Regions from separate parts of the Homo sapiens genome. Here region 1 is linked to region 2. The links are chromatin loops, found by intact Hi-C in ENCODE. Cell type or tissue: OCI-LY7. All regions are shown on one strand. Links, peaks and the distances in the headings refer to the core of each region. The heading gives the core; the rest is flanking DNA.

Region 1 (16,798 bases), core at 802-8,801, 75 kb before region 2:
GCATTTGCTGCCAAGTTCCAATAGTACACATCTATACTGTACATCGAAATTTGGGCATCTCTGAGTTTTTGTCAAGTATCTGCTGCCTGATTGCATTATTTCTTAAGTCAGTCTGTTGTCCACACACATATTGAGCAATATGGTTCATTTGTAACAGAACAGGGACTTTTCCTGTTAACTGAAGGCTGGGATTGCTTAGAGACCACAGATCTGGTTCTGCAATGACTGGTGCCCATCATCCTTTCTCAGTCTCTATAAGAAGCCTGAAAGTCAAGAGAATGAGAAAGAGCTGGGAGTTGTCAGCCTAGTGGAAGTGGAGGGAGAGGGGAGGAAACCAGAGAATCTCTTCTAAACATTGGGAATAATTGACTAGAAAAAGGGACTGTCATTCTGTTTCCTGGAAGACATCTGTGTTAAGAGAAAATTCCTCATACCCACATTATTTCACACACCCACATGTCCTACAAGCAAAGCATGGACCACCTTTTCTGGTCTTTTCAAGGATGTTTGTCTAGCACACGGCCTTGAAAGTTAGAGATGGTGTATCCCTCCAGAGCAAAGGGCATGCATGCTTGCTATCTAGTATCATAAAGACACCTGCCTCTAAGCAAAAGTTAGGCTCCCCGAGTGCCTGTCTTAAAAGATTTGGGTTCCTGGCCGGGTGCAGTGGCTCACACCTGTAATCCCAGCACTTTGGGAGGCCAAGGTGGGCAGATCACCTGAGGTTAGGAGTTTGAGACTAGCCTGACCAACATGAAGAAATCCCACCTCTACTAAAAATACAGATTAGCCAGGCGTGGTGGTGCGTGCCTGTAATTCCAGCTACTTGGGAGGCTGAGGCAGGAGAATCGCTTGAACCCTGGAGGTGGAGGCTGTGGTGAGCTGAGATTGCCCCATTGCACTCCAGCCTGCCTGGGCAACAAGAGTGAAACTCTGTCTCAAAAAAAAAAAAAAAAAGATTTGGGTTCCCTAAGCTCAAAGTTTCTTGAAATGCAGCTCACTTCATGTGTAGGTGTCATCTGCACCTCTTCATGACTCCTTTTGGGAACTGGGGCTTGAGGAGCCAGCACAAAATTGATGATACTCTGGCTACTGCTCTTGCTGTGAATAAACCGTTTTTCTCTGACCTAGGAGTCTTGTGTTTCTTACCAGCATCCTTGGAGCTATGGCTTGCTAACTGCTTAGCTTGCAAGTAACTTTCAGAGTCTTCAAAGTTCATGACAATTTGCTTAGGCAGTCAACGTGATGCTCTTCCCTTGTGTTTATCTGAGCATAGGAAAAGGGAATCAGGGAAAGAAGGCTAGATGGAAAGAAGAAATTGAATGGACCAGCTTGTATAACCACAATTAGATGGAGTATACAAATCATCTATTACCACAATAATGTCCCATAACAAACAAAATGAAATTGTGGTGGCTACAACAGGCATTTATTGCACTCAAAAATCTGAGAGTTTCAGCTGATCTGGGTTGGGTTCACTCATTTTTCTGAGGGGTGATGGCTGTTGAGTGACTTAGGAATTTGTCAACTAGTATAGCTTTGGCATTTCAGATCTTGGATCAGTGGGTCAACACAAACATGGCCTTCTCATGGTGATGGCAGTGAGCAAGAGCATGCAAGCCCAATTGCATCAACACTTTCCAAGTTCCTGCTTGTGTCTTATTTGCTAATGACCCATTGGCCGAAGAAATCCCTCAACCCCAAAACAGCATCAATTAAAGAAAATAAAATCATCTTGGGACAAAGAAATCCAAAGGCAAGCCTAGACTTGAGGAAGAGGAAAGTAAACTTCATATCTTTACTGAAGGAGTCTGCAAGGTCATGTTAAAGGGTGTGGACATAAGGAAGGTAAAAGAACTGGAACTCTTAATGCAACCAATCTTCCAACAGGACAGGATATATGAGTTTCTGTGAGTCCAGTGAGAAGGAAGGAATAGAGCTGGATTTGAGCCATCTACTCGGAATACCACTTAGGATCACTTCCTGCCAGGAAAGGAGACTCCAATAGCTGGAGACTGTGGGTATCCCACAGATGGTGGGAGTATGTGAGTAAAAGGGACTTAAAGGGGTTGAACTGGAGCCAGGTCTCCCACAGTTTAGGGAACTGTGTGGTGGAGAAGTCCTTCACCATTGCCAAAGAACTCACGCAGGCACCACATGAGAGAGCCAGTGTTTTGGATGCCTGGGACAGTGGGTATTCATGACCAGTCCAATAACAAGAACTAATGTACAAAGAACTATCTTTCCACCTGGTCAATTTGCCTCAATCCCTCTTTCCTCGCTCCTGTCCCCATTGAACCTACACTTTGAAGAAGAAGGAAAAAGGGAACTGGGTGAGCAGACTATACCTCTCTTCACAATTTAGGGTCTTTGGCTACTGGTCAAACCTGTACTAGAGGGAGAGGAAGCTGAGAAAAAAGTGACTGCATCCTATGGAATCTGGAATCTGCCTAAGATGTTATTAACAAAGTGTGTTTGATTAAAGAAAACAAAACCATCTTATATTTATACCTCTCCTGAATTAGAACTCTTTAATAACCACGTACATGATAAAATACGCTAATTGTTTAATTTTAGTTGACCAGTCAGCATTTAAGGAATATGATGCTTATTTGTCCCCAATATTTAAACCCAAAAGTAAAGTCTATGGACAAATAAATTTTAAAAATAAAAGAATTCAAGGATCCATACTATATCTTTTATAGGAAACATCATTACCAATACATCAATAAAAGATGACTAAACCTTGTCATTTAAAAATCAGGCTTGTAGCCTTTTTATTATAAAATTAATATGTGCTCACTTGTAGACAACTTTGGCAATTCAGCATAAAAATCTTATCCGTAATACCACAACCCAGAAATAACATCTGTTAATATTTTGGTGAATTTTCCTTTAATAGTTCTTCTCTATGTGTGTGTATATTTCTGAAGGTATTTTAGATTATACTGTATATCCAACATTGTATCTTGCTTTTTGAACTCAAAATTTTTATATAATTAATAATTATTTGAGAAATTAATTTTAATGGCCATATAATAAGTAACATATGAAAGTACCATATTTTATTCAATGATTTCCCCCTTGTTGTTCAATTCCTTCTGTTCTTTCACCCTTATAAATAGTGTCAGGATGTATAACATTCTCCATAAAATTTTGACATGACTTCCAATTCTATTTCTGTTGGGCTAGAAATGGAAATTCTACATGAACAGGTTTTCTTTTCAAAGAAAGAAAACCTTAAAAAAGGAAGGAAAGAAAAATGCATTTGGCAAACTGAATCACCAAAATTGTCTGTAAGTGAGCACATATCAATTTTATGTCCACTGTAACTCCAAAGAACAATCATAGAAGCATCTGTGTCATAGCGTTCTGCTAGCATAAATATAAGCTGCCAAGGTTAAAGGCAAAATTAATGCATAATTTCTTTTGTCATTTTTTGTTTACTAGATGGATGTTTTAAATATGTATACAATATACACTTAATTGAAAAAACCCCAAATCTTGTCATTTATGACAACATGGGTGAACCTGGAGAACATTAAGTTACATAAGCCAGGCACAGAAAGACAAATACCACATGATCTAACTCATATATGGAATCTAAAAAAGTTGACCTCATAGAAGTAGAGAGTAGAATGGTGGTTACTAGATGCTGTAGGAGCTAGTGGGGAGGGGGGGCTGTGAGATATTGGTCAAAGAATATATTAATTACAGTTAGATAGGAGTAAGTTCAAGAGATCTATTGTATAGCATGAAGACTATAGTTAATGACCATATATTTCTGAGAAATGCAGAGTGGATGTTAAGTGTTCTTACCACACACAGACACACACACACACAAAGTGTGTGCATATACCTATTGTACTTTATCTTCTGGGAACTTTGTTTTTTGCTTTTCTAACTACCACTGGCAACTTAAAAGCTCATTATATTAAGATTTATCTTTCAGATTGATTAGTAATAATCAAATTATCTAATCTTATATTTATTGAGAGCTCAGAAACTCTAGTCTTATGAAAGTTGGTATAACTTACAAATTTATTTAGGCTATTGAGGTAGGTTAGCCTTGTAAATAAAAAGCATTAAGTTGGAGCCAGAGAAATCAGATTATCTTACCCTTCTTAGTCCCGTCATTTGTATTTGTACTTGACCTCTCTGAGCCCAAATTAACTTCAGTCATAAAATCAAGAGTTTGATCCTTGTCTTTTAGAATTTTTTGAGAATTAAATGAGATCATGCTTAAGGGAATCCAGCAGATAAAAGGTATACAACATTTTATCTTTCTTTAAAATCAAACCATGAGAGAGCAACTAGATACACAAGGGAAAACTGATTAATGTGAAAAGTATAATTACTTTATGCCTTAACAATTTCTTCCCATAATGTATTAGTTTTGTTTTTTTGTTTTTTGACACAGGGTCTTGCTGGAGTGCAGTGGCATGGTCCTAGCTCACTGTAACCTTGAATTCCTGGGATGATAGGTGTGCCACCATGCCAGACTAATTTTTTTGTATGTGTAGCGATGAAGTCTCACTATGTTGCCCAGGCTGTCTTGAACTCCTAGCCTCAAATGATCCTCCCACCTTGGCCTCCCAAAGCCCTGGGATTAAAGGCCAGAGCCACTGCTCCAAACCCAGCTTTTTTCTTTTCTTTCTGCTTCTCTTCTCTTCTTTTTTTCTTTTCTTTTTTAATGGCCACCATTATGTTTCCTGTCAATAGAGGTAAAAAATCTCAAGTTAATATATAAAAACTCTTACTCTATAAACCACTTCCTCTTCTTATTTCCTCTTTAATAGGACTCCAAGTTTTGACTCAAGTCTTTCTTTCCTTCCTTTTTTTTTCAATGCTTCTTGTTCTCAGTTATTCAATGTTCTACTCAGTTCATTTTATTTACTAACTAGAATTCTTTATCCTCAACTAAGTGCTACTTTTCTCATTAAACTCCAAGAATATCCGTCTCCTGACTGGCATACTTATATTCCGCTCAACTGGTCCTCAGAACAGAGAACTAAGTTTCATTTCTGTTTTGCAAAGAAATTACAGTAGCAATGAATTAACTGAATGAAGCAGGAGGACAGGGTCCCCAGGTGATGGTAGTCATCAGATATATTCTCCATTTCATATTAAAATCAATTTGTTTCTGTATAGAAAGAAACATTGTATCCAAAACAATGCTATTTTTAAAAAACTGACCCTAACTGAAATAACAGTATATATTTATTTACAAAAAGGTTAAAAATTGGATGAAGGATTTCCACTTCTGAAATTATGTTGGACTAAATATCTCTGAGAGGATCTTCCTTTACAGAATATTTAACTTATTGATACACATTGGAGGCATTGCTGGTTTTGCAAATGATAAAGGAATTCTCTAAGGATAACATAGAACATACAACAACATAAACACAAAAAAAAAAAGAAACTGCAGAGCTGGGGCTAGAGCTTTTTGTATATGCTTGAAAATGTCTATAACAAATTTTACAGATATCAAGATAGTTGGGGAGAAGTTAGAGGGTTAGGATGAGGAAGAGCATATATCCAGATTTAATGATATTGTTCATGTTCTGGATCTTAGATCAGATAATGGGTATAATTTTTCTAACTTACATATTTATCACATGTCTTATATACTAGTATTATGTATTTTTATTTTTATTTTATTTTTTTGAGACAGAGTCTCAGTCTGTTGCCCAGGCTGGATGCAGTGGTACACTCACAGCTCCCTGCAGCCTCGACCTCCTAGGCTCAAGTGATCCTCCTGCCTCAGCCTCCTGAGTGAATGGGACTACAGGCGTGCACCACCACGCCTGGCTAATTTTTTTTTATTTTTTGTAGAGATCGAGTATTTGCCATGTTGCACAGGCTGGTCTTGAAATCCTGGGCTCAAGGAGTCCACCCATCTCAGCCTCCCAAAGTGGTGGGATTACAGTGAGCCACTGTGCCTGGTCGTATTACTTATTCTTAAATTTAAAAAGTTTAAATGTATTTTTCAACTTTTTATTTTAAAATTTTAAATACAGAGAAAAGTTGAAAGAATGGTACAAAGAATATTCACGTACCTTCCACTAAGTTCAAAAATTAACATGCTGGCAAATATTTAAATATTTCTGTCTATATACATGCATAAAATAATTTTTATTCCGAAATATTTGAAAGTCATTTGCAGACATATGAAACTTCACTCCTAAATATACCACTATAAAGTTTCTAAGAATAAGAATACTTTACTTAATCACAATGCTATTATTATGCTCAAGAAACTTAACAATAATTTTATATTATTTTATATCCAGTCTGTAGTCAAATTCTCCCTCTTGTCTCCAAATTCCTTTTACAGATGTATATTTGAATGTATGGAATTTGATTATTGAGTTTGATCGCCCCTCTTTCTCTTTTAATCTAGAACAATCCTCGACTGGCTGGGCGTGGTGGCTTATGCCTGTAATCCCAGTGCTTTGGAAGGCCGAGGTGGGAGAGTCAACTGAGCCCAGGAGTTCGAGGCTGCAGTGAGCTGTGATCACGCCACTGCACTCCAGCCTGGAGAGCAGAATGAGACCCTGTCTCTAGAAAAACAAAAAAGGAAGGAAAAAAAGAAAAATTCTCTACCCAAATATTTTTTCATGACGTTGACTATTTGAAGAGGCTGAGCCAGTTTTCCTATATAATATGTCCCATATCCTGACTGTTTCCCATGGTGTTGTTCAACCTGTTTGTCTATCCCCTTTATTTTGTGTATTTAGGTCTAGACTTGATTAAATTCAGGTTTAACCTATTTGTCAAGAATGTTTAATTTTGTTCTCAAGATAGGTAATATTGTGACTTCATATGTTATCAGGTGACACACGTCAGGTTGTCCTATTACTGGTGATACTAAGTTTGGATGGCAACTACCAGATCACCAGGTTGCAAAGGTACATTTTACTCTTTGGAATTAATAAATAATCTCAGAGGTGATCCTAGGGCACTGCAGGAATATCCTGTTCTCCCAACAGTATGTTCCACACTATGGTTTCAGCAAACATTTACTAGGTGTTACAAAATCATGATTTTCTAATCCTGTCGTACCAAATAGAGATTTTTCAGTACTTTTTTGTTTTTAAAAGTATTACAGTAGAGTGCTAGAGCTTTAACACATGAGTTAAACTCAGTGTGGTTTTTATTTATTAGTATTATTATATAGTTAAGTTGACATAGAAACTTTATTTTTTAAATATAGCACTATGGACTGAATTGTTTCCTTCTCAAATTCATATGTTGAAGCCCTAACCTCCAATGCCATGATATTTGGAGATGGGGCCTTTGGGAGAGAATCAGGTTTAGGTGAGGTCATGAGGGTGGGACCCTCATGATGAGATTAGTGCACTTAAAAGAAGAGATACCAGAGAGCCCTCTCTCTCTCCCTGTGCCCCTCTCTCTGAATGTGAGGCTACAGCTCAAAGGTGGCCATTTGAAAGCCAGGAAGAGGGTCCTCACTAGAACCTGACCATGCTGGCAACCTCACCTTTAGCTTCCAGAACTGTCAGAAAATAAGTTTATGTTGTTGAAAGCCACCCGGACTGTGTTATTTTGTATGGCAGCCCAAGCTGTCTAACCCACAGAGTTTTCTAAGTATTATCAAACCCATTGTCCCACCTCCACTCCTAACACATTTCTCACAAATTGCCAGACATTTTCTTAGGAAATATGACCCTCCACTATGAATTACATATGCTGAAAAACATCGAGCAGCGTATTTATTGCTATTTCTGTGCATCATTGCAGTGCAGACAAATGTGATACTAAGCAAAGGTTCTCATGGTTGCCTTGCCCATGGAGTCCAATAGGACTAACTTTTCACTATTATTAATAATGCACATCATTGAATCTAGGTCTTTCTCCAAGCTTTTTATGCCTTAGGATAAACTCTAAAGATCGAAAAACCTGGTCACAGTTATAAGCCTTTTAAAGACTTACGATCTGAATCTCTAGTTTGCTTTCCATAAATATCGTGCTAAGTTCTACTTATACTAGCTGTTTGCAACTGTTCATTTAAATACCACAATCCTCAATACTAATCATTAGAATTTAAAATATTTTATAAATATAATGGGAAAACATTTAATTTGTAATTTCTTTGATAACATATTTTTTCATTTTAATTAGACATTTGTATTTTTCTTTAACTTGTTTTGTCATAGCATTGTCAATTTTTCTATAACAGTTTCAACATTTTCTTAATGATGAATGTTGAATGACTACCAACCAGGTTATATTTTATTGCAAATTAGTTTTTACACTTTGACTTTTGAAGAAAGCTGTTTTATTAGATACCGTGTTCCTACCAGTGTTAAAGGGACACTAGGAAATGTGGGAAGAAAGTGTTTCCTTGTATCTTGTTTCCAGAAAGCTTATTTAACACATACCCATGAGAATCAGGTAGGCTAAGTGTGTTTTAAGTCAATGCCATTTCTAAGAGGATATTTGATTTTAATAAATATTTTAGTAATGAATCTAAATGTACTTATTAAGTGCCCAAAGCATAGCAATACTCAGAGAGCAAGTTTTAAAACTATTCTTCCTTTGCTATTCAGCTTCTTCATCAAGGTTTACTTATGGTATTTTTTATATGGTCATGCTATCAATTACCAGAGATGCAAATACATGGTCATACTGTAGAAATTTTAAAATTAAAACTTGTCTATGCCTATTTTGAATTAGAATTTATGAAATTGAAAGATTAGCTAAATGCATTTGCTGCCTTTTGCAAGCTTTGCTAACTTGAAACCTCCCTTCTCCTTATACACTTCCTCAAAGGTGAGATAAGAAAATCACTAATGCTCGGCCTTGGTTACCAACTGTGCTAGATGATATTTCTGCACACTATAGCCAAATGGCAGCCTCTTTCTATTGTCTGTAGTGAATCCATCTTCTGGTCATTCAGCCAAGGTGCAGCCTCACTTTGAGGAGCAAACATAGCTCTAAGGGCTGACACATCTGTATCACAGTTTTTGCTACCAATAACATAGCCTGATACATTATCATTACAGTGGCATGACTTGGAGAAATATAGGATTTTGCTTTGGTATTTGTCAGTTACACTTTATATTTTATTTTTTATTTTTATTTTTATTTTTTGGGGACAGAATCTCACTCTGTTGCCCAGGCTGGAGTGCAGTGGCTCAATGTCAGCTCACTGCAACTTCCACCTCCTGGGTTCAAGCGATTCTCCTGCCTCAGCCACCTGGGTGGCTGGGATTACAGGCACGAGCCACCACGTCTGGCTAATTTGTATATTTTAGTAGAGACAGGGTTTCACCATATTGGCCAGGCTGGTCTTGAACTCCTGGCCTCAAGTGATCCTCCTGCCTCAGCCTCCCAAAGTGCTGGGATTATAGGTGTGAGCCACCTCGCCTGGCAGTTACACCTTATTTTGCAGTTATTTTTGTATTTGGCTAATTCTACTCACCATCCTTCCAACACTGTAACTCTCAGAGGGCAGAGATGTGTCTCACTTATTACTCTATTCCTGCAGAGAGTTCATGTGAATATTTGTTTTAGGAAATTGAGTTAAATCATCCTGTTTTTAGTTTGAGTTATTTGAAAATAACTAATAACTCCATATTGATTTTAAAAAACTAACTCTATAATGATGTGGAAATATAGATCCATGTTTTACAGTCCTTAGATTTCTTCTAATGTCTGGTTTAAATTCTCTCTGCTGTAATTTCTATCTGCCACATGGGACTGAGGATAATTGTTTTGTATCATTTGTACACAAACCTTTTTAATACTCAAAAACAAGACTTAATCCTTCTTAAACCTTCTTTATTTCAGTTCATATAAATTCACTTCCTTTACTCACTCCTTACTACCAAATTTTAAATTATATCTGTCCTTTTATGATGAACCTCCTCCAGGTTCCTATGCAAAACTTTATGAACGTTCTGACTAATGCATAGTTGTTTGCACAGTGGTAAGTCATTTGCATACTTGTGGAATCCAGAGATCAACAGAATCATGAAAACAAGAGCAAACTTTGGACGTGAAAGAAATCATTAAAGGCCAAATCATTTCCCACGTCACCCCTCTAGGTAGAAAATTGGGTAATAGAGGGTTTGTTTAATATGATGCCTTTTTGTTAGTCATCTTGTGAACCTAATAGAGGAACTATTTCTGTTCTTCTAGTGTATTGAGATAAGTAGCAAGAAAGTGCCAATTCAAATTTTGTGAAATAAATGAAATTTTCTACCAGATTATGTTTTGAAGGACAGATTCAGTCAACAAGCTCTGTTTAACATATATGAAGATAATGAAATTGATTCACTGAACCATGCAGTTAGAATGTGGTTTTAATACCGTCAGTGATCCAAATATATGTTTACCCTGGGATTATAGCATGAACACTCAAAATCTCTGTGCCCTAATCAGTGGTGTGTGACCAAACTACAGCAAAACCATTGATTTAAACTATACTTTAAAAGTTTGGTGTGATACCAAACTACAGCAAAACCATTGATTTAAACTATAGTTTAGAAGTTTGGTGTGATACCAAACTACAGCAAAACCATTGATTTGGCCACTAAAATAGACAAAAAGGTATCCATGGCCTCATTAGTTCCAAGCTCTAATAAACTACCCAGAAATAACTGACAAAAGGCAAAATCTTCCATATGACCTTCCAATATTTTCTCTCTGGCATGGCAAAAGAGAATACAAACTTCTTTTGAGCCTGTTGATTTGGGGATTTGACTTTATTGTGAAGCAGCAACCCTATTTTTTGTTAGTGCCAGTCATTCTAGCTAAGTTTACCCAGGGGACGTGAAGAGCCCCGAATCACTGGTGGTAATTGAGTCAAACTGTATTAGTAACCACAATGTGAGCCTGCAGTGAACAGAAAATTCCACTCACAGTGGCTTACTTATGTAGAGATTGAGGTGTCTCACACAAAAAGGTATCCACAGTAGGTGAGGAATTGGTGTAACAGCTCAGCATTTTCCTTTGTATTTGTCTACTATTCTTACATTATTTTTATTCCCATGCTCATGTTTGCCTTATTGTCACTTGATGGTGGCTACACTGTAAGCCCTGTAGTCACATACCATTCGTGATGAAGAAACAGGAAGAAGGAAGAAGAAGCACCAGAAGTCATCTGCATTTTCTTCTCCTTTTCCTTTTCTTCTTCATACATACACAAAAGCAGGAATATTGATATTGTAAATCCCCAGATTCAACTACTATCAGCATTTTGCCAATCTAGTTTCATCAGTTCCCTTCTGGCTTTAACAAGTATATAATAAAGCAAATCCCAGACGTCATATCATTTCATCCATAAATATTTTAGAATGGATCTCTAACATTTTAAGATAACAATAATATCACTATATCACATAAAATCAACAATAATTTCTTTCTTTCTTCTTTCTTTCTTTCTTTCTTTCTTTCTTTCTTTCTTTCTTTCTATCTCTCTCTTTTTTTTTTTTTTGAGACTTGCTTTGTCACTAGACTGGAGTGCAGTGGCACCATCTTGGCTTAGGCTCACTGCAACCTCCGCCTCTTGGGTTCAGGTGATTCCTCTGCCTCAGCCTCCCAAGTAGCTGGGACTACAGGCACATGCCACCACGCCTGGCTAATTTTTTTTTTTTTGTGGATTTTAGTAGAGATGGGGTTTCACCATGTTGGCCAGGATGGTCTCGATATCCTGACCTCGTGATCCGCCTGCCTCAGCCTCCCAAAGTGCTAGGATTACGGGCGTGGGCCACCATGCCAGGCCTAAAGTCAACAATAATTTCTTAATGTCACCTTGTACCTAGAACATAATCAAATCCTCCTAATTTTCTCAAGTGTTTGGATCAGGAGCCAAACAATGTTGGTTGCTAAGTCTCTTGTAATTTATTGTGATATAGATCCCTCTTATTTTTATGTCATTTACTTGTTCAAAATTTTTTTTTTAAAAGAATTTCCCACATCCTGGAAGTGGCTTTATGTTTTATTTTACACATTCCTGTAGGGACTTGGCTAAATATGTGAATAAATACAGTCTCATTTTTGGGGTGAAAAGTATTTCAGAGATGGTGATGATCCTATTGTCTTACATCAGGAGGCTCATACTGGCCGATGGTCTCATTTTTCCAATGCCAGGACTGATCAGTGAGTTCATGTGTGATCAGCCTGATCCATCCACTGTAAATCCCCCACCCATATTTCATCTAACAGTTTTGACACTTATTCTTTTATTTTATTTTCTCTTCTTCTCCTTCTCCTTCTCCTTCTTCTGAGACAGGGTCTCACTCCATCACTCAGGCTGGAGTACAGTGGCAGGATAATAGCTCACTGCAACCTTGAACTCAGGGGCTCAAGCAATTCTCCTATCTCAGCCTCCCGAGTAGATGGGACTACAGGCCCACGCCACCATGCGTGGCTAATTTAAAAACATGTTTTTTTTATTTGTTTGTTTGTTTTTTGATAGAGATGGGGGTCTATGTTGTCCAGGCTGATCTCGAACTCCTGGACTCGAATGATCCTCCTGCCTCAGGCTCCCAAAAGTCTGGAATTACATGCATAAGCCACTGTGTCTGGCCAATTTTGGCACTTATTAATAATCAAGTCTTAGGTCTCTTTTGCCATTTTGGAATTGAAATGTGATGATTTTCTAATTCTTTCATTCTTTCTGTATTTATTAACAGAAACTCTTCTATGAAGAGAGCTCTTTATCAATCATTTGTTTACCAGAAAAATAAAATACATACAAGAAAGACAGAATAAATGTTTTATGTGTCCCTTTATCTATTTTTTATGGTAATAAGTTATGTCCTAGCCACTTCTACTGATAAGCCATGGGATGATTTTCTTCTAGCATTATCATTGACGATTTCATTTGTATATATATGTTGTGTTTTTAGTAATTTGAGTCATTCTTTTTGATCCCAAATGATGTAATCTTTGGACAATGAGAGACCATTCAAGTTGGCTCCTGTGACCTTCTGGCATCCCATTAGCCTTTGACAGATTCCTTGCCTCCTGATACAAGGAAGGACATTCATTTTTTACATTTCTTTACTCAGCTCTACTATTGGTCATTGTTCCAAGGTGCCCTTGTTCATTTTAGTGGGTACTAGGGTGCTCATTGCTACTGGGCTTGTCATTGTTCCTGGGTCTTTTCAGTGGATAGAATTAGGAATGTGTACTTTTTTTTTCCAAGAAAAAATACATCATGAATTCTAACATACAGTTGTCTTGATAAATTTCCATCTGTCCTTTTGAAAAAGGCTAATAGATTTGAGATGTGTACTTTTCATGTTGTACTAATTAGAATTAACTTTGCTTCATAGAAGAGATATACTTGTAATATTCGCCCAAACAAGATCAAAGCTTTTATTGCCCATATAAATGCAATCTCATGATGCACTGTTCAAGAGCTCATTCGGCAGCTCTGTGTTATCATCAGTGACCCAGGCTCCCATCTTTCTTGCCATCTTAACATCTCAGCTTCAGTTAGCATGGGCCACCATTCAATCTATGCATTAGTCAACCAATTAAACCAAAAACCAGAAGACTCCAAGCTGTCTAAGTTTTCACAAGGAATCCAGAATAACTGGTAAGCACACCCATATCCACAAATTCAGCTTGACTAAGTTTGAGTCCTTTTTTCCTTGGCATCACATACTCAAAACCTGTTTACATCTATATTCTCCAGATTTTTGCCAACCATATTGATGTGTACTCTGTATCTTTTCAGGTATGACTTTTAAATTGCTCCTCTGAGGAATCCTGGGATCTGACTCTAGGTATAGGTCTAGAGATAATGTGACAATAATGTGAGGGCATGAGGAAGAATTGCATTTCTCTTTCAGGGTAACTCCTTTATACAGGAATGCTATAAGGTCTTACAGCAAGGCAGGAACCATGTCATCAGACAGGAGAGGTAGGGGGGCTTCAACTGACAATTAGGAGGTTTAATGGAGGCTTTCAGGTTTGGTGCTGTCTGAGGCCTCTGAATTCTCCCATGTGTCTTTCTTCTAATTCTTGAAGTTCTGCTCTTTCCCACTAAATACCCAACCTTTCACATAGGAGACCTGACAGAAACAACAGAGTGTAATTTTGAGCTTGTTGTTCTCTGTTTGATATATCCGTGATTGTTAAAATTAACCATCTGATTAACCCACAGTCTGTAATTTTCCTCATGCCCTTCATACTGTTCTATGGCAAGTCCCAAAGCTTTTTTTTTCTTTTTAAATTTTCTTTTATTTTTTTCCATAACCCCAAAGCTTTTAATGGACTCTTTTAATTAGCTACTTTGCCATCTGCCATGGACTTCTAAGAGTCCCATGTCTTAATGTTGAACGTGCTTCCATTATATTCAGCCACAGCCAGGCAAGAATCCTGTATTCTCCCCGACCTTCTTTTTCCTGAAGGATTGTTGATGCGACCTCCACAAACTAATTTCAGAATTAGTCAAGGTTCTCAGTTGCAAGTAACAGAAATAGCTTTTAGCTGATACAAGCAGAAAAGAAGTATACTGAAAGGATATTGAAAAGAATCATATAGGGGGCTAGAGAGGTAGGCTCAGAAAATGGGCATAAAAAAGAAGAAACTCAGCAAGGAAAATGGCTAAAATCCTATGCAAAACTGATTTGGGTAGGACATTGTTACCACTTTCACCACACCCTGAGCACAACAACTAGCAACTGTAATGCCACTGGCACCACCAGCATGTTTGCAGTTGCTGCTGCTGCTGGCACTGCTACCACCATGGCCCTTGAATACTGCGTGCTGCTGTAGTACTGAATACTGATACCACTGTAGCTCTTGAATACTGGATACTACTGCAGTACTGAATACTGATATCACCATGGCCCTCGAATACCGGATGCTACTGCAGTACTGTGTACTGATACCACCGTGGCCCTAGAACACAGGATGCTACTGCAGTACTGAATGAATACTGATTCCACTGTGGCACTCGAATACTGGATGCTACTGCAGTACTGAATACTGATACCACTGTGGTCCTTTGCTCTGCCCTCCCACTGATGAATCCAAGCCTCCTTAGCTCTTTATGTCACTAGCTCCAGATTCACCATCTTTAAGAGGCTTTTTTTTTTTTTTGACTGAGTCTTGCTCCGTCACTCAGGCTGGAGTGCAATGGGGACACCTCGGCTCACTGCAACTTCCGACTCCCAGGTTCAAGCGATTCTCCAGCCTCAACCTCCCAAGTAGCTGGGATTACAGGTGCACACCACCACGCCCAGCTAATTTTTGTATCATTAGTAGAGACAGGGTTTCTCCATGTTGCCCAGGCTGGTCTCGAACTCCTGACCTCAGGTGATCCATCTGCCTCGGCCTCCCAAAGTGCTAGGATTATAGGCATAAGCCACCATGCCCGGCCCTAAAAGGCTAATTCTAATGACTGGCTAAGCCTTGATAATGCACTGATGACCTAACTATCACAATTCCTGGAAAGCAAGTGTCTGTCCTTTACTTCTTTAGAGGGAGGTAGGCTCTGCCATCTATAAAGACTCAAAAGGTAGGGAAGTGCCCCAAACATTAATAGGGAGTTTCAGATAAATATCTACTATGAGTTGGGAAATGCTATGTATGTTCTGAGGTTGGAAATTATGAAGAAAAGGTGGAAAAAACTCTGGATTGGAAGCTGGGTCCAGAACAAGGGAAGCCCTGGCAATCAAAGAAAGGCAGTTAGATTTTATATGATAGACAGAAAAAGTCACTGGAAATTGCAAAGGAAATTTGTGCAAAGGAATAAAAGGGGGGTTTAGGAATATTAATCTGCAACAGTTAGTGTAGAAGCACATTTGGAGAAAGGAGATTTTAGAGGCAGAGAAACCAAAGAACATTTCAGAGAACTCGCTAAATAGAAGGTGACATGTGCCTGAACTTAGATATTGTCTGCAGCAATGAAGGTGAAAAAATAGGAGAGTATTGTAGAGATTAAATTCTAGAGCTCCCTAACAGAACCCATGTCTCACCAAAGTATTACCATATTCAATTTTCTTGCTGATAAAAGTACCATGATCTCATTTAGAAATGTTCTATTCCCAAGTGAATTCAGTGGCTGCCAAGGGCAGCAGCTCTCAGAATATGGACATTTGGGGTTTCTGAGACCCTTGTAGTGGTTCTGCAAGGTTAAAACTATCTTCACGGTAATACTAAAGTGTTATTTGCCTTTTTCCACTGTGTTGAAATTTATACTGATGATGCTAAAGCACTAGTGGCTAAAACTGCTCCTTAGCATGACTCAAGGCAGTGGTACTAAACTGTGGTAGGCACTGATCATTGTATTCTTTTTTTTTTTTTTTTTTTTTTTTTTTTGAGACGGAGTCTCGCTCTGTCGCCCAGGCCGGACTGCGGACTGCAGTGGCGCAATCTCGGCTCACTGCAAGCTCCGCTTCCCGGGTTCACGCCATTCTCCTGCCTCAGCCTCCCGAGTAGCTGGGACTACAGGCGCCCGCCACCGCACCCGGCTAATTTTTTGTATTTTTAGTAGAGACGGGGTTTCACCTTGTTAGCCAGGATGGTCTCGATCTCCTGACCTCGTGATCCACCCGCCTCGGCCTCCCAAAGTGCTGGGATTACAGGCGTGAGCCACCGCGCCCGGCCGATCTTTGTATTCTTTACCCATACACTTGTAGCACAAAGAAAAAGAAAGAAAAAATGGGCTGGGCGCAGTGGCTCACTGGTAAACCTAGCACTTTCGGAGGCCAAGGCAGGCAGATCACAAGGTCAAGAGATTGAGACCATACTGGCCAACATGGTGAAACCCTGTGTCTACTAAAAATACAAAAATTAGCTGGGAGTGCAG
Region 2 (16,798 bases), core at 3,336-11,335:
AAGAAGCAACTTATGCAATCCTCTAATTTAGTTCTTTCATTTTTCAGAGAAGGAAACTGAGGCTCAGCGAAGTTACGTGATTTGCCTATAGTTACAGAGCTAGTAAAAAGTTTAAACTGTTAGATGAACTCCTATTTGCTACTCTACCCAGTGACAGAGAATACTGAATGCATCTATTTACTCAGACATATGAACTATAGTGACTAAAAACAGTTGTGATGTGTGATGTACATTGTTGGGGGTCAGAATATAATACACCAAAATGAAGGTCTCAGAGCAGCATGGAAGCAAAAGTTTTTCTCTGACTTTCTCTGGTCCTCCTGTCTCTGGCCCCCTCATACTCCCTTGAGGCTAGCCATAGAAACTAGAATCCCTCCTCCAAGGTGGGTCATAGAAAACCAGAACCCTTTATCCCAAAGCCAGCCATAAAAACCTAAAAATATTACTTTAACTTTACCTCCACCTTTCTGTGTAAAAACTTGTCATAAAGAAATTATCTGACCTACCTTGTTTGATTGTAGATTGCAAGAGCCCCCATTCTAGAGAGGGTCCTGTCCCATACCCAGAAGGAAGGAATGCTGCACAGAGGCCAAGAAGAATCCAGACAGACAGGCCTTGCCGGGCTTCCCCGCTCAGTCTGTTTGTTTTAGACCATGCCTTCTTTGTCCAGTCATATTTCTACAAGCCTGACCATACTTTGCTGAACCAAAGCATGAACATGGACAGTTTGCTCTATATCTTTGGGTCTTCATCCTGAAGGATCCTGTGTCACATATAAAACTATGATCAAATAAATTTGTATGCCTTCCTCCTATTAATCTGCCTTTTGTCAGTTGATTTTAAGTGAACCTTTGGAAAGCTAAAGGGAAGCTTTCCCTAGGTCCCTGTAACATGTTATGTTTTAGAGGTTTCAAAATTATTCAAATGCTTTTGTATGTTTTGAATATTTTCATGGCATGACACACGTTCGTGTGTGTGTGAAACTTTGCATAATTTTAGTAGTTTTAACTTTTGCTGTCATAAAAATAATTTAGTTTTATATTTAGGAAAATCTTAAAACTCTATGGTTAGTTGGTAAATAGTGATAAAAGAAAAAATTTCAGCCAAATTAAATTTAAAGGAGTTTGCTTGAACAATGAATGATTCACGAATCAGGCAGCCCCCAGAATCGCAGCAGATTCACAGAGACTCCAGTGCAGCCATGTGGTGGGAGAAGATTTATAGAACAAAAAGAGGGAAATGACATACAAAAATCAGCAACGAGGTACAGCAACGGCTGGACTGGTTACAGGTTGGCATTTGCCTTATTTGAACACAGTTTGAACACTTAGCAGCCTATGAGTGGTTGAAGTATGGCTGCTGGGATTGGCCACAGCTATTATTACAGGTGCATACTCCTAAATTAGGTTTTCAATCTTGTCTGACTATTAAGCTACATTACAGTTCATCTACAAGGACTCAAATATAGAAGTATGGAGTCCTTCTCAGGCTATATTTAGTTTGCTTTAACAATAGATACTGGTAGAAAGATTAAAGAGAGTCATAAAGTATGTCCACTTCATGCAGCTATAAGGTTGGACTAATTAGGCAAAGTAGATAATACATCTGAAAAATTCTGGCAAAAAATCAAAACAAAACAAAACAATCAAATTCACCATTTATTTTCCAAACCAAAATTTCTTTGGTTTTTGCTTATTTGTGTTTATACTTCTGTAAAATTCCTACTCAGAGTACCTAGTTGATCATAATCTCAGAATAAGTTATTAAACTTTATAGTCTGTACTTCCTACTGAGGTATAATCATTATATATATATCTGAAATTTAATGGTGTCACTTTCTCAGCAGTGCTATTGAAGTGATTAAGCTATTATATATCTAATTATTTTGAAATTAAAAATAAAGATTTTGTACAGATTAGGGGGTCTCACTGTGTTGCCCAAGCTGATCTTGAACTCCTGGGCTCACATAAACCTCCCACCTTGGCCTCCCAAAATGCTGAGATTGCAGATGTGAGCCATCATGCTCAGCCTTTTTTTTTTTTTTTGACATTTTAAAATTAATACACATTGTACATATTTATGGGGGTAGATGTGATATTTTGTTATGTGCATAGACTGTGTAATGATCAAGTCAGGGTTTTTGGGGTGCTTGTCACCTCCAATGTTTATCATTTCCAAGAGCTAGGAACATTTTAAGTGCTCTCTTCTAGTTATTTTGAAATATACAATACATTGTTAACTATAGTCACACTACTCTGCTGTTGAACATTAGAACTTATTCTATCTAGCTGTATGTTTGTACTCTTTAACCAACCTGTCTTTGTTACCCCCTTCCCACCACAGACACATTCTTCCCAGCCTCTGGTAATCATCATTCTACTCTCTATCTCTATGTGATCAACTTTTTTAGCTCCCACATGTGTGTGAGAAAATGTGATGTGTGTCTTTCTGTGCCTGGATCATTTCACTTAACATAATGACCTCCAGTTCCACCCATGTTGCTGCAAGTGACATGATTTCATTCTTTTCATGGCTGAATAGTATTCCATTGTGGTGTATATATACTATATTTCCTATATCTATTTGTCCATTGATGGATACTTAGGTTGATTCCATATCTTTGCTATTGTAAACAGAGCTGTGATAAGCATGCGAGTGGAGGTATCCCTTTGGTATACTGATTTCTTTTCCTTTGGATAAATATCCAATGGTGGGGTTGCTGGATTATATAATAGTTCTGTTTTTTGTTTTTTTGAGTAATTGCCATACTGTTTTCCATAATGGCTATACTAATTTACTAATATTTAATGATATCTCACTGTGGTTTTGATTTGCATTTCCCTGATTATTAGGGATGTTGAGTATTTCTCATATACCTGTTGACCATTAAATTATGTTTTAATATGATATCTCTGTAAAGGTTAAGTACTTTTTAGGACATGGACCTGGAATGATTGCCAGAATTCATCGTTTGAATGGAATTAATTTTCAAATTTAGCAGGCATATACTTTCCATTTCTCCATCCTACTAAATAAATTAAAAGTTAATTTACCAGGGTGGTGGGCTTGACAGGAACAGGGAACAAGTTTTACTTTCATTTTCTGGGACCACTCCTGAGCTTGATATGCCTTTTAAACACTGACCCTCTGCCTGCCTATCTGCTTTTACTTATACTCACCTTGGAGCAGGTTCTCTTCTCTACTTCCTTTTCTGGGCAGTCTCCAGGGCGGCTTTAGCCTCTTCACTTGCTTCTGTTACAGCATGACTAACCCAGAGCTTGCCCAAAATGTGGTAGTCTGATGAATGGTCCTCCAAAGATGTCCATGGTCCTAATCACTGGGATCTGTGAGTATATTACTTTTTATGGTAAAAGGGATTAGCAGCTATGGTTAAGTTAAGGGTTTAGAGATGAGGAGATTATCCAGATAGGCTTAACGTCATCACAAGGTTCTTTATAAGCAGAAGTCAGGAGGATCAAAGTCAAAAAAAGAAGATGTGATGACAAAACCAGAGGTTGGAGGGATGTCCTTTGAAGATGGGAAAGGGGCCAGGAGCTACGGAATGTAGGCAGCTTCTACCAACTGGAAAAGCGAAGGAAACAGATTCTTCCCTGAGCCTCTGGGAGGCAGCAGTCCCGATAAGACCTGGATTTTAGACTTCTGACCTCCACAACTGTAGGAGAGTAATTTGTGTTATTTCAAGTTACTCTATTTATGGTAACTTGTTATAGCAGCAGTAGGGAACTCATCCAATTACCATATATATAAAAGCTCTTTCAAGATCATAATACCATGTTAGGTATTATTCGTAGTAGAATATCATAATACTTACAAGTCCTTTTCCTTAATATTGTATTTAAAAATTAAATGTATTTTTAAAAAATGTATTTCAAAGCTTGCTTAAAAATATTCTTGTAGACAAATATTGTACTATTTCTGTATTTTAAAATTAATTTGTTCAGTTTATACTTATTAAACATCTATTATGTGCAAAAGAGTATGTTGCAGAGGACACAGAAATGTTTAGGACATGGACTTTAATTCCAAGGATCTCATAAGGTTGACCTCTAGAAGCTATACTATTGCATAAATAACTGTTGCCTGGGTTGGCATACTGTATTAGCTAGCTACGGCTGCATAATAAAGTACCACAGACTGGGGGGCTCAGACAACAGTAATTTATTTTCCCACAATTCTGGAAGCTAGAAGTCCAAGATCAAGGTGTTGTGAAAGGAAAATAAATCTTAGGACCCCCCAAAATCACCAAGCCAAGGGAAAAGTCAAGCTGGGAACTACCTCAGGCAAACCTGCCTCCTATTTTATTCCTAGATAAGATAGCTAAAAAGGTAAAAGAGCTCCATACTTCCCTCACAATTTTCCTATAAGGAATTCTTCATGGGGCTCAAGATTTTTGCCCTAACGCAGTTCTGCTGAATTTCACCCTGGCAATGTAAACGGATAGCTTATCTCCACCGATGCAGGACATAAAGTCACCCCTCTGCTTACCTGAAACAAATGCACATCTATCTGATTTCTTCCTCTACCCTATTGTTTATGTAAAAATGCAGAATCACTGAGCCAGACTAAATTGTGTATTCAGTGGAAGGCTGACCAAGGACTCAAAAGAATGCAACTTCTTCTCTCTTATCTACCTATGACCTGGAAATCTCTGCTTCAAGTTGTTGCACCTTATGGGACCGAACCAATTTACATCTTACACATATTGATTGATGTCTCTTGTCTCTCTAAAATGTGTAAAAGCAAGCTGTACCCTGACCACCTTAGCACATTGTCAGGACCTCCTGAGGTTGTGTCACATGCGTGTCCTTAACCGTGACAAAATAAACTTGATAAATTGGTTGAGACCTGTCTCAGATATTTTGGGTTCACAGGATTGATTTCTTCTAAGCTCTGTCTCTCCTTTGCTTATAATGTGTTTCCTCCTTTGTTTTTACTTGGTCTTCCCTTTGTGCCTGTGTCCTACTTTTTTTTTTTTTTTGAGATGAAGTCTTGCTCTTTTCCCCCAGGCTGGAGTGCAATGGCGCAATCTCAGCTCACTGCAACCTTCACCTCCTGGGTTCAAGCGATTCTCCTGCCTCAGGCTCCTGAGTAGCTGGGATTACAACCATGTGCCACCATGCCCAGCTAATTTTTGTGTTTTTAGTAGAGATGGGGTTTCACCATGTTGGCCAGGCTGGTCTTGAACTCCTGACCTCAGGTGATCTGCCCGCCTCGGCCTCCCAAAGTGCTGGATTACAGGCTTGAGCCACTGTGCCCGGCCCTATTCTCCTCTTCTTATAAGGATACCAGCCATATTGGGTTACAACCCACCCTCATGACCTCATTCAAACTTAATTACCTCCATGAGGATCGCATCTCCAAATACAATCACATTCCAAGGTAAGGGGGTTGAGATTTCAATATAAAAATTGGGGGAGAACACAGTTCAGCCCATAACACATGCTAAGTGTGTGCTTTGGGAAAATTCAGAGAAGAGTGAGCTACTCTAGATATTGCTAATAGTAGAATTCACTCACAAATCAACTGATTAACAATGACATACTTGCCATGTGTGGTTACTGATAATCCAAGAATGAGCTATCCTTCCCAGAATGTACGGTGACAAATGGAGGAATCCTGATGAAGACATATAGAAACAGTAAATAAAATGATGGAACACATTTATGTCTTCATGAAAAGCACTTAGAACCAAGTACAGAAATTCTTTGGTGCAGTTGTTCAATTCCATTCTCAGGTGACAAACAAAGCCAACAGCTATGAGCCTTCTGATGATTCTGCCCTTTTGAAGTAACTAAGTTTGCACAATGACATTTACTATACTTTTAGGAACTGGCATGCCTAGGCTTAATGCATCTTTGTTGAGACAAAAAAAAAAGTTATGGTTTCTATAAGAGAATCTGTTCCAGGAGAAAGAGAATGACATATTGGATATGTTAGATAAGCAAAATATGCTAAGTTCCTTGGGGTCCTAATTAACATATTCCAGAGAAAAGTCCCACCCTAAAGTTTAGGTTCAATTATCAGAGGTCAAAATGTAATTCTGTTAGGAAAGCAGACAATGTTCACAGCAATCCTTTCATGTCCTTATGAACAAAAATGAAAATGTTCAAGTTGGTGGGAACTCATAGGAGTTAGTAATTTAATCAACATACTTTGGCCCATCATTGGGCCAAATTCTAGTGCTCTAATGCTGTAGATGGAAATATGTGGACAAAGGACTGAGCAAGATAAGATGGTCATTTAAGATAACTCATTCATTATAAGAAAATATAAAAGTAACAAAACACCATGTAAGAGAGTTTGAAGAAAAGATGAATATGATCTTTGATTTTCTAGGCACAGAAAAATAATGAAGAAATTCCAGTTTTAGGTTATTCTTTTTTTGTGCAAGTATCTGCTAATTACATATCTTATGCATTTCTCATTATCTATCATTTCAGACAAATTGTGCCTATAGACAATTTCAAAATAAATGTTTTCATACAAAGAAATAAAATGGGAGAATGGGAGCATGCCTAGTAATGACAGTTAAAATTCTGTCTTTTCCAAAATAGTACTGTTTCCATTGTAGAGTAACTGAATTCAATTATCTAAACTGTGTGTTTTTGTTAGCAACATGTGAATTTATTTAATGGTAGTGTGCAATTTTTAGTAGGAGTTACTGGAATTTTTCTAAGAACGTTGATTCACCTCAGATCACATTGTTTTTCAGATACAGTCTGTTGGATTTTAACAAAAACCCCATAGCTAATCACAGGTGAAAATAATGATACCATGTAACTATTTTCATTGATGGTGTTGGTTTTTGTCTTAGATCTAGCACAACAATGTGTTTCTTAGCAAACACTCCCTGTATTCAAGCAGACATTGTCACACACTTAGAGGAAGAGATGAAAAAGGCTGTATAGGACCATCCATAAAGTACAGAGGGGATACTTGCAGACCAGTAACCAACTTCTACGTTAGTTAAATTGAAAGCAATTTATATCATAACTTGAGTGAGTGAGGTTGGAAAAAATGTTCTTGACAATGAAGATGCTTAAACTTAAATAGGGGAGATTTTACAGAGAGAGGATGAGTAACCCAGAGTCTCAAGGCCCAGATATATTTAGCAGATAGGGCCAATTTTGTGATTCTGTGCCAGAGAGATGGGGAGGCTTTCTAAAGCGGATCTTAAGTGAAGTCAAGAGATGTAGAAAAAAGGGAAGAGAAACCTGAAGGGCAGTTTCTTATCACTTTAGTTGTATTAGTCCTTCTTCATGCTGCTGGTAAAGACATACCCGAGACTGGGCAATGTACAAAAGAAACAGGTTTAATGGACTCACAGTTCTACTTGGCTGGGGAGGCCTCACAAACATGGCAGGAGGTGAAAGACCTGTCTCACATGGCGGTACACAAGAAAAGAGAGCTTGTGCAGGGAAACTCCCCTTTATAAAACCATCATATCTCATAAGACGTAGTCACCATCATGAGAATAGCATGGGAAAGACCTGCCCCCATGATTCAATTACCTCCCACTGGGTCCCTCCCACAACACGGAACTGTGGGAGCTACAGTTCAAAATGAGATTTGGGTGGTGGCACAGCCAAACCACATCGTTACTCATATGTCTCAGTAATCACATAAAGGCACCCAGCAAATATTTGTGGATCTTCCCTGCTCTGTGCAAAGCCAACAGAAGAGCATATAAAACAAAAACAACACTAACCTTGTGTGTTTACCTAATTGCAGAGGAGCTTCAAGGAAAGCTACTCAATTTGCTTTTTTTAGATTACAGTACAGGGGTTAGCAAACCGCAGCCTGTGGGCCAAATCTGGTCGGATGCCTATTTTTGTATGGCCTATGAGCTAAGAATTGTTTTTATAGTTGAACATGTCCAATTTATTTGATGATAGGGCAAACTAATTTGGAACCCCAATTAAACTAAATGCTATCACCCCCAAAAGAATTCCATTCTTCTCATTAGTAGACCTGTGTTACAAAATATTATACTCTATTATTAATATTTAATTAAAATACTTTCAATAAAATTTTAATGGCAGTTTATTTTCTCTGTTATGTAAGTACCTACTATATATATATAGTAGGTATAGGCTTGGCCTATAAAGCCTAAAGTATATTCTATCTGAGACTTTGCGGTAAATGTTTGCTGACCCCTGTTCTAGTGAACTAACTAGATAGGAGATGCTCTGTGTAATTTCAGCAGTTTATGATATCTCAGATCCTCTTTCACTAATCTGAAAATGATTGGTAACATTTCTCACCCCATACCATTTAAGTACAAGATGTCCTTGACTCTTCATCAACTGCTACATTAATAATGAACATAACCCTGGGAAATTTGGGGATTTCATATGGTGCGAAGAGAGGTCACTTTGAGGTATTCAGCTGGTGGATGGCTTCTCTTACATGTCCCCTTGGCAGGGATCACTAGAAGTCTGGCTCAGCTGGGGCTATTCACCATGGTGGCTACATAATGGCTTCTCCAGTATGGTGATTTCAGGTTAGTTGAATTTTTACATTATAGCTCAAGACTAGCAAACATAGTGTTTGAAGAAGCTTGAGTGGAAGCTTCAAGACTTATGACCAAGATTAGAAGTCCTGGAATGTCACTTCTACCATTTTCTACTGCTCAAGAAAGTCACTAAGACCAGCCCAAATCCAAGGAGAGAGGAATTAGATTTCAACTCTCAACAGGAGAAGTACCATACTAAAGACTATATGACCATCTTTGGTAAGGTATAATCTATGATGTCTTCTATTCTTGGTTTTCAAACTTTTTATAGGCTATGTATATGTTAGATCTTTTCATTCTAGCCTATATGTTTACACTTTTTACAGTGGCTTTTTTTCATTTTTTTTCTCCCCATGCTTTAGTGGATATATTCTATAAAACTTCCTTCTGATTTCTAATTTTTTCTTTTGCTATGTCTAAATTGGAGTTAACCCCATCTATTGGATTTTAATTTTTTTGTTATTGTAGTGCCTATTTACAGACTTTTTACTTAGATGTAATTTTTTTTGTAGATGCTAGTTCTCTAGTGAAATTTTCCATCTTGTCATTTATTTTCTTAGATATATTTACAATGATTTCCAAGACCACAAGTAATAACTGTAATATCTGGATCACCTATAGGACTGCTTCCATTGTCTGTTTTCTCTATTATATGCCAGATATTTTGTCTTTTCCAGGCATACCTTGTAGTTTTTAAATTGAGTGCCAGACATTGTGTTTGAAAAATTGTATAAATAATTTGAGGCTTTCATAGATGTTACCTTCCTCCAGGGAGGATTTTCCCCCCTTTCTAATTAGCAATTAGATTAAGAGAAGTTCACCACAGTTCAACCTGAGGTTGAGTTGACTCAGAGATGGTTTCAGTACTTGGTAAAATTAAGTCTAATTGTAGTTCACATTTATTCTCAGACTATAGTCTTTCTGAAGTCTTGACTGGAAGTATAAGAAATTTACTAGTAGTCTTCCTTCTGGGAGGGCCCTGAACTCTAATTTTTCAGTAGTAAGATTGTTGAACACTGTTTAGGATTCCAGCTTTTAGACATTAACTTCTTCTTGGTTTCTTAGTGTCTCAATCCTATGTAGCTGTAGCTTAGAAATCATCAAATGCATCAGACTTCCGCAGATTGTTGAGGTCATGTCAACAAGCTTCTTTTCTCTCTGGGATCACGGCTCCTGAAGTATTGACTGCTTTGGTAGCTTCCTGATTTCTCTAAAGAGATTTTTAACTTTTGTTCAGCTGCCCTAGTCATATTCAAATTGGAATGCAGTAAGCTCTTTTACTATTACTGAAAATGACCAATTTTCTTTTATCACAACAATTAATTTTTCTCCTATGTTCCAAGTTAAACCAAAAAGATAGTTTTTGGTTTAATGATTCTAGACGTTCAGTCATCAGCCTCCCAGACTCATTAATTGGCTTTCTTGGCCATTTTCTATTGCCATTCTTCTGTTGTCTACCCTAGCATTTGTCACTTCATGTTACTTTAAAAAAAATAGTTCCTTTAAAATTCATCTATTATTCTTCAGCTACTAGTCTCTGCTCTTGTTACATTTCCTTTGGATTTGCTTAAATTGTAATTATCTATTGCTGTATAAGTACCTTGAAAATTAGTGGCTTATGATTTGCTATTTCTCTTACAGGTTGACTGGCAGGTCTTCTGCTCCATGCTGTATCAACTGGGGTCACACAAATATAATTAGTTGGTGGCTGGGCTGGGTCTAGAAGATTGAAAAAGACCCCCCTTATACATCTGGTGGCTCAGCTGGGGTGGTTTGAGTGGCTGGAGCACCTCGGTCCTCTTCCAGGTAGATCTCTTCCTTGAGCAGTCTAAGCTGGCTTCCTTCAAACATGACAACTGGTTTCCAAAAGGGTTCTTAAAGTCTCAGCTCAGAACAGGCACAGTGTCTATCACTTCTGCTGCATCCTCTTGGCCAAAATAAGTCATAAGTCCAGATCAGAGCTGAGAAGAGGGGAAATAGATTCTCCTTCTTGAAGAGAAGATTGGCATGCACATCTAAAGATAAGAATAATTGTTGGCTACCTGTGTAGGAGCACATTCCTTTTTTTGGGTACAATTTACTGAGACTACACGGACTTGTTTGGCTTCTGCCCAGAATTTTCCCCTTAGCAACTGCTAAGTTCAGTTGATTTCCACAGTAGGCTCAGGCAAAGCATAAGTGCTCTGTTCAGTATCAACATCAGACAGAGAGAATTTTACTTGGACCTTTTCTAATTACTTGCCACGGTTTAATAATTATCAGTCTGTCTTCTCCCTCAACCCCTCTGAGCCAAATCTGCCTATGCCCTACTCTTATTATCGCTTTTTAAATTATTTGAACCTAACTACTTTCTGGGACCACAACATCTTGTCTTTCTTCTTCAAGACATCTTTGCTTTACATCTTCAGAACATTGTCATCTTCTAGTAGTCTCTTTCCAGTATTTTGGAAAATACTTGCATTGCTTCCAATGGGAGAGTTGTTGTAGGTTCTACTCTTATTGGTTCTAAGGAAATTAATCCCTTTATTTCCAAAATAAAGTGATAGGTCCAAATCGATTTTAAATAGAGTAAAACTTGGGTACACTTGGACCCATAGGCTATAAGGGGCCTGTGTGTATAGAAAGTTTTAGTCATTTTGAGAGTTCCCATTATATATTTTGAAAATAAAAATTTGGTCTTGAATAGAATCAAATTTGGCCAGATTTTCTTAACAATCTGGCAGCAGTATTATGCTACTGGCATATTTATTTTGGTTTGTCCCAAGCTTTAGCAAGAATAGAGTAGGTAAGTTCCAAATATTTAAATAAATCTATATTTCATTGCAATAATCTTAAAAATTAATATATTATTCTGTGAGTTGCTTGAGACACTGTAAAACTTACCTAACTAATGTCTAAATGCCTAAGCAATTAGAGGGCCAAATTATATGTTATCAAATAAAATGTAAACATTCACCTCTAAACAATATCAATAAGCAGGTTAAATTTGTCTTTTGTAATTCAGAATGTTTCTGTTAGTGAAAAATGTTGAAAATTACATAAATGCATTTATTATTGTATGTCTCTCAAAAAATGTATTATGCTTCTATTACTTTGATGTGTAAAGAAGGCATAAATACATCTTTTTCTTTTAAGAGATGGGGTCTCTCTATGTTGCCCGGGCTGGAGTGCTGTGGCTATTCACAGGTGTGATAATAGTGTACTGCAATCCCAAACTCCTGGCCTCAAGAAATCCTCTTGCCTTAGCCGCCCCAGGAGCTGGGACTATGGGTGCAAGCTACCTTGGTGGCCATAAATATATCTTATTGGGAAGTCAGGACTTCTCTGAGAGGGCTTTAAACATGGTCAGGTTTTTAGAATAGAAAAGTCTCTATTGGCAGTGACAAAGGTTAAGAGCTGTCTTAGCAACAGAAAACTCTTAGATAGTAGGCTACATTTTAGCTATAAGAATGAAGAAATCTTGGTGAGAATCATATATTAATATATTTGTTAACAATGCCTATATCTCACATAGATATTATAAGATTGTCCTTTTAAGAAATTATCCTTTTAAGATTTGTCATGCTTTTCAATTCAAAAAAACTCCCATAGCCAAAATGCAACTGAGATCTGAAATGTCAAATTTTTGCACTCTCTGCTTTGTCAGATTTCCAGTTGCTCTCTGGACCTTGGCCGACTTCACTGGCAAAGTCAAATTGATGACTTGCTTGTATTTCTGATTCCAGTTCTATTAATTCAAAGGGATTCTTTTTGAAGAATCAAAAAGTATTCTCAGTAGACTTATGCAAATCATTACTAGTTATTGCTCTGTGTACTTTTATTCAAAGTAAAATTGAAAAACATTAAGAACTTTCTGGGATAGTTACAAATTATGTGAGTGCTAGTTTTTCTTAAAGTGTGCTCTTTATTAATTTTATTTTTGACAATTCCCATCACCATATCTATGAAACAACATTCTTTCCTTAAGTTAAAAGACTAATTTCAAAAACTATTTAAGGATTACTATGGGAAAACAAAGATTAACAATCTATAATTATTTAGCATAGAAACTTAAGTGGTTGAAAAAAATGGAAGTTTTAAAACATTGCTGATTTTTTTCATGGCTAGTCATAATTAAAGTCTCCAAAATGTGTTTTAAAATTTATCTTCTGTTTAAATTAATACAATATTGCATATTTATCAGTGATGTCAAAGTTTTCAATTTCCAAGTAAATATTGGAAAATTTTTAGTTTTCTTGTCTTCGTTAACTTCTTCTTTCCTTTCTTATAAAATTAACTTACATCTTCCATTTATTTATTTATTTATTTCTGAGACAGAGTTTCACTCTGTTGCCCAGGCTAGAGTGCAGTGGCACGATCTCAGCTCACTGCAACCTCCGCCTCCCGGGGTCAAACAATTATCCTGCTTCAGCCTCCTGAGTAGCTGGGATTACAGGCATGCACCATCATGCCCGGCTAATTTTTGTATTTTTAGTAGACATGGGGTTTTGCCATGCTGACCAGGCTGGTCTTGAACTCCTGGCCTCAGGTTATCCACCCGGGTTAGCCTCCCAAAGTGCTTGGATTACAGGCGTGTGGAGCCCAGCCTACATCTTCCATTTTAAGATTTTATTTTTCACATCACATTTCTCTTCCATATTGTCTAATCCCAGCTACACTTATTATTATCCCCCCTCATTTCATTCATGCCTGATCCTTTTGTTTACTCTGCCTCTCCAGCTTGGAGCTCCTGTGTGTTTATGACTATGTTTGTAGCAATGCTTTTGTAATAGTAAGCAGACCTTCCACTGATTCAGCAAAGACTTATTGAGCACCTATTATGTGCCAATCAGAGTGCTAGATTTTGTAGGTAAGATAATGATAATCCTGCTGAGCTCTTTGAAGTTAGGGGTATGTCTTCTTCCTCCTGGTATTCCCTAGAGCTGAACACACACCTGACCCATGATAGAGCTTCCATAAATCATTATTAAAAGTATAGCCTAGACAATCCTAAGCAAAAAGAACAAAGCTGGAGGCATCACACTACCTGACTTCAAACTATTCTACAAGGCTACAGAACCAAAGCAGCATGGTACTGGTACCAAAACAGACATAGAGACCAATGGAACAGAAGAGACCTCAGAAATAACACCACACATCTACGACCATATGATCTTTGACAAACCTCACAAAAACAAGTCATGGGAAAAGGATTCCCTATTTAATAAATGGTTCTGGGAAAACTGGGTAGCCATATGTAGAAAGCTGAAACTGGATCCCTTTCTTACACCTTATATAAAAATTAATTCAAGATGGATTAAAGACTTAAATGTTAGACCTAAAACCATCAAAACCCTAAAAGAAAACCTAGGCATACCATTTAGGACATAGGCATGGGCAAGGAGTTAATGACTAAAGCACCAAAAGCAATGGCAACAAAAGCCAAAATAGACAAATGAGATCTAATTAAACTAAGGAGCTTCTGCACAGCAAAAGAAACTATCATCAAAGTGAACAGGCAACCTACAGAAAGGGAGAAAATTTTTGCAATGTACCCATCTGACAAAGGGCTAATATCCAGAATCTACAAAGAACTTAAAGGAATTTACAAGAAACAAACAAACAACACCATCAAAAAGTGGGCGAACGATATCAACAGACACTTCTCAAAGGAAGACATTTATGCAGCCAAAAAACATGAAAAAAAGCTCATCAGCACTGGTCATTAGAGAAATGCAAATCAAAACCACAATGAGATACCATCCACAATGAGATACCACGCCAGTTAGAATGGTGATCATTAAAAAGTCAGGAAACAACAGATGCTGGAGAGGATGTGGAGAAATAGGAATGCTTTTACACTGTTGGTGGGAGTGTAAATTAATTCAACCATTGTGGAAGACCATGTGGCGATTCCTCAAGGATCTAGAACTAGAAATACCATTTGACCCAGCAAATCCATTACTGGGCATATACCCAAAGAAACATAAATCATTCTACTGTAAAGACACATGCACACATATGTTTATTGCAGTGCTATTCACAATAGCAAAGACTTGGAACCAACCCAAATGCCCATCAGTGATAGACTGGATAAAGAAAATGTGTCACATGTACACCATGGAAGACTATGCAGCCATAAAAAAGGATGAGATCATGTCCTTTGCAGGGACATGGATGAAGCTGGAAACCATCATTCTCAGCAAAGTAACACAGGAACAGAAAACCAAACACCACATTTTCTCACTCATAAGTGGGAGTTGAACAATGAGAACACTTGGACACAGGGAGGGGAACATCACACACTGGGGATTGTCGGAGGGTGGGGGCTGGGGGAGGGATAGCATTAGGAGAAATACCTAATGTAGATGACAGGTTGGTGGATGCAACAAACCACCATGGAATGTGTATCCCTATGTAACAAACCTGCATGTTCTGCACATGTATCCCAGAACTTAATGTACATATATGTAAAAAAAAAAGTATCCTCAAAAGCCCATCTGCCCTGTGAAACATTCCATCAGTACTGACTGTTTCCTCTTAGCTCCTATAATGTTTATCCAAATTTTGGGGGCTATTCCATGTGCCAATCAGCAAAATACGGGGGAGCAAATATTGTTCTTAGATTGTCAGATGAAATTTACTACTATGACAACAAACTGCCTGACTACAAGGAACACATACTATGCAAACATGGCTTCAAGTGCCTCACTGCTGTGTTGAGCCAGGTTGTAATGCAGCATTTGGTTGACCTGTGGACTCTCTGCTTAGGATGTCCGCTGCAGATAAAAAGCCATCTGTGGCAGTGGTAACCTCATGGGACAGCACCTGAAATATGCCTTTATTTTGTGACCCAGAAACCAAAAAGTTGAAGGATATGGAATGCATAACAAAATTAGGTTATGTATTTTAAAAATATACAGTGTAGTTATTTGTATTCATATAACAAATTAAGTGAATAAAACGTAAAATATGTAAAATCAAGGCACTTGTAAAAGTAATTTAATTTTTATAAGTAAAATAATATATATATTATACTTTAAGTTCTAGGGTACATGTGCACAACGTGCAAGTTTGTTACATATGTATACATGTGCCATGTTGGTTTGCTGTACCCATTAACTCGTCATTTACATTAGGTATTTCTCCTAATGCTATCCCTCCCCTATCCTCCCACCCCACAGTAGGCCCCGGTGTGTGATCTTCCCTGCCCTGTGTCCAAGTGTTCTTATTGTTCAATTCCCACCTATGAGTGAGAACATGCAGTGTTTGGTTTTCTGTCCTTGTGATAGTTTTCTCAGAATGATGGTTTCCAGCTTCATCCATGTTGCTACAAAGGACATGAACTCATCCTTTTTTATGGCTGCATAGTATTCCATGGTGTATATGTGCCACATTTTCTTAATCCAGTCTATCATTGATGGACATTTGGGTTGGTTCCAAGTCTTTGCTACTGTGAATAGTGCCACAATAAACATACGTGTGCATGTGTCTTTATAGTAGCATGATTTATAATCCTTTGGGTGTATACCCAGTAATGGGATTGTTGGGTCAAATGGTATTTCTAATTCTAGATCCTTGAGGAATTGCCACACTGTCTTCCACAATGGTTGAACTAGTTTACAGTCCCATCAACAGTGTAAAAGCATTCCTATTTCTCCACATCCTCTCCAGCACCTGTTGTTTCCTGACTTTTTAATGATCACCATTCTAACTGGTGTGAGATGGTGTCTCATTGTGGTTTTGATTTGCATTTCTCTGATGACCAGTGACAATGAGCATTTTTTCACGTCTCTGTTGGCTGCATAAATGTCTTCTTTTGAAAAGCATCTGCTCATATCTTTTGCCCACTTTTTGATGGGGTTGTTTGATTTTTTCTTGTAAATTGGCTTAAGTTCTTTGTAGATTCTGGATATTAGCTCTTTGTCAGATGGGTACATTGCAAAAATTTTCTCCCTTTCTGTAGGTTGCCTGTTCACTTTGATGATAGTTTCTTTTGCTGTGCAGAAGCTCCTTAGTTTAATTAGATCCCATTTGTCTATTTTGGCTTTTGCTGCCATTGCTTTTGGTGCTTTAGTCATTAACTCCTTGCCCATGCCTATGTCCTAAATGGTATTGCCTAGGTTTTCTTCTAGGGTTTTGATGGTTTTAGGTCTAACATTTAAGTCTTTAATCCATCTTGAATTAATTTTTGTATAGGGTGTAAGAAAGGGATCCAGTTTCAGCTTTCTACCTATGGCTAGCCAGTTTTCCCAGAACCATTTATTAAATAGGGAATCCTTT

What was found. Hi-C counts contacts between places; a loop is a spot of excess contacts. Peaks named below come from ENCODE experiments on the same cell type or tissue, not always from the same donor. Only the 100,000 strongest peaks of a DNase experiment are listed, where the experiment ranks them.
Region 1: it touches region 2 in a loop (2.3-fold over the local background); 5 of 110 quality-filtered maps call a loop at or near these places.

The regions. Positions count from the first base shown.
Region 1 is chr13:77,349,395-77,366,192 of GRCh38, forward strand. No RefSeq gene overlaps it. Among named protein-coding and RNA genes, the nearest start is that of MYCBP2, 31 kb to the left of the region's middle. RefSeq lists an enhancer at 5,383-5,552 and a cis regulatory region at 5,468. In OCI-LY7, for the core only: no CTCF peak of the experiment used is centred there; a DNase peak (open chromatin) is centred at 4,797; H3K4me3 peaks cover 1,112 bases; H3K27ac peaks cover 910 bases.
Region 2 is chr13:77,422,289-77,439,086 of GRCh38, forward strand. It overlaps LOC124903186 (a long non-coding RNA gene), which reads left to right and starts at 5,308. Exons shown (of 4, transcript XR_007063828.1): 1 at 5,308-5,400. It overlaps LOC124903185, which reads left to right. Exons shown (of 3, transcript XM_047430828.1): 3 at 522-814. The coding sequence ends at 650. RefSeq lists an enhancer at 7,315-7,524. In OCI-LY7, for the core only: no CTCF peak of the experiment used is centred there; a DNase peak (open chromatin) is centred at 7,213; H3K4me3 peaks cover 956 bases; H3K27ac peaks cover 1,492 bases.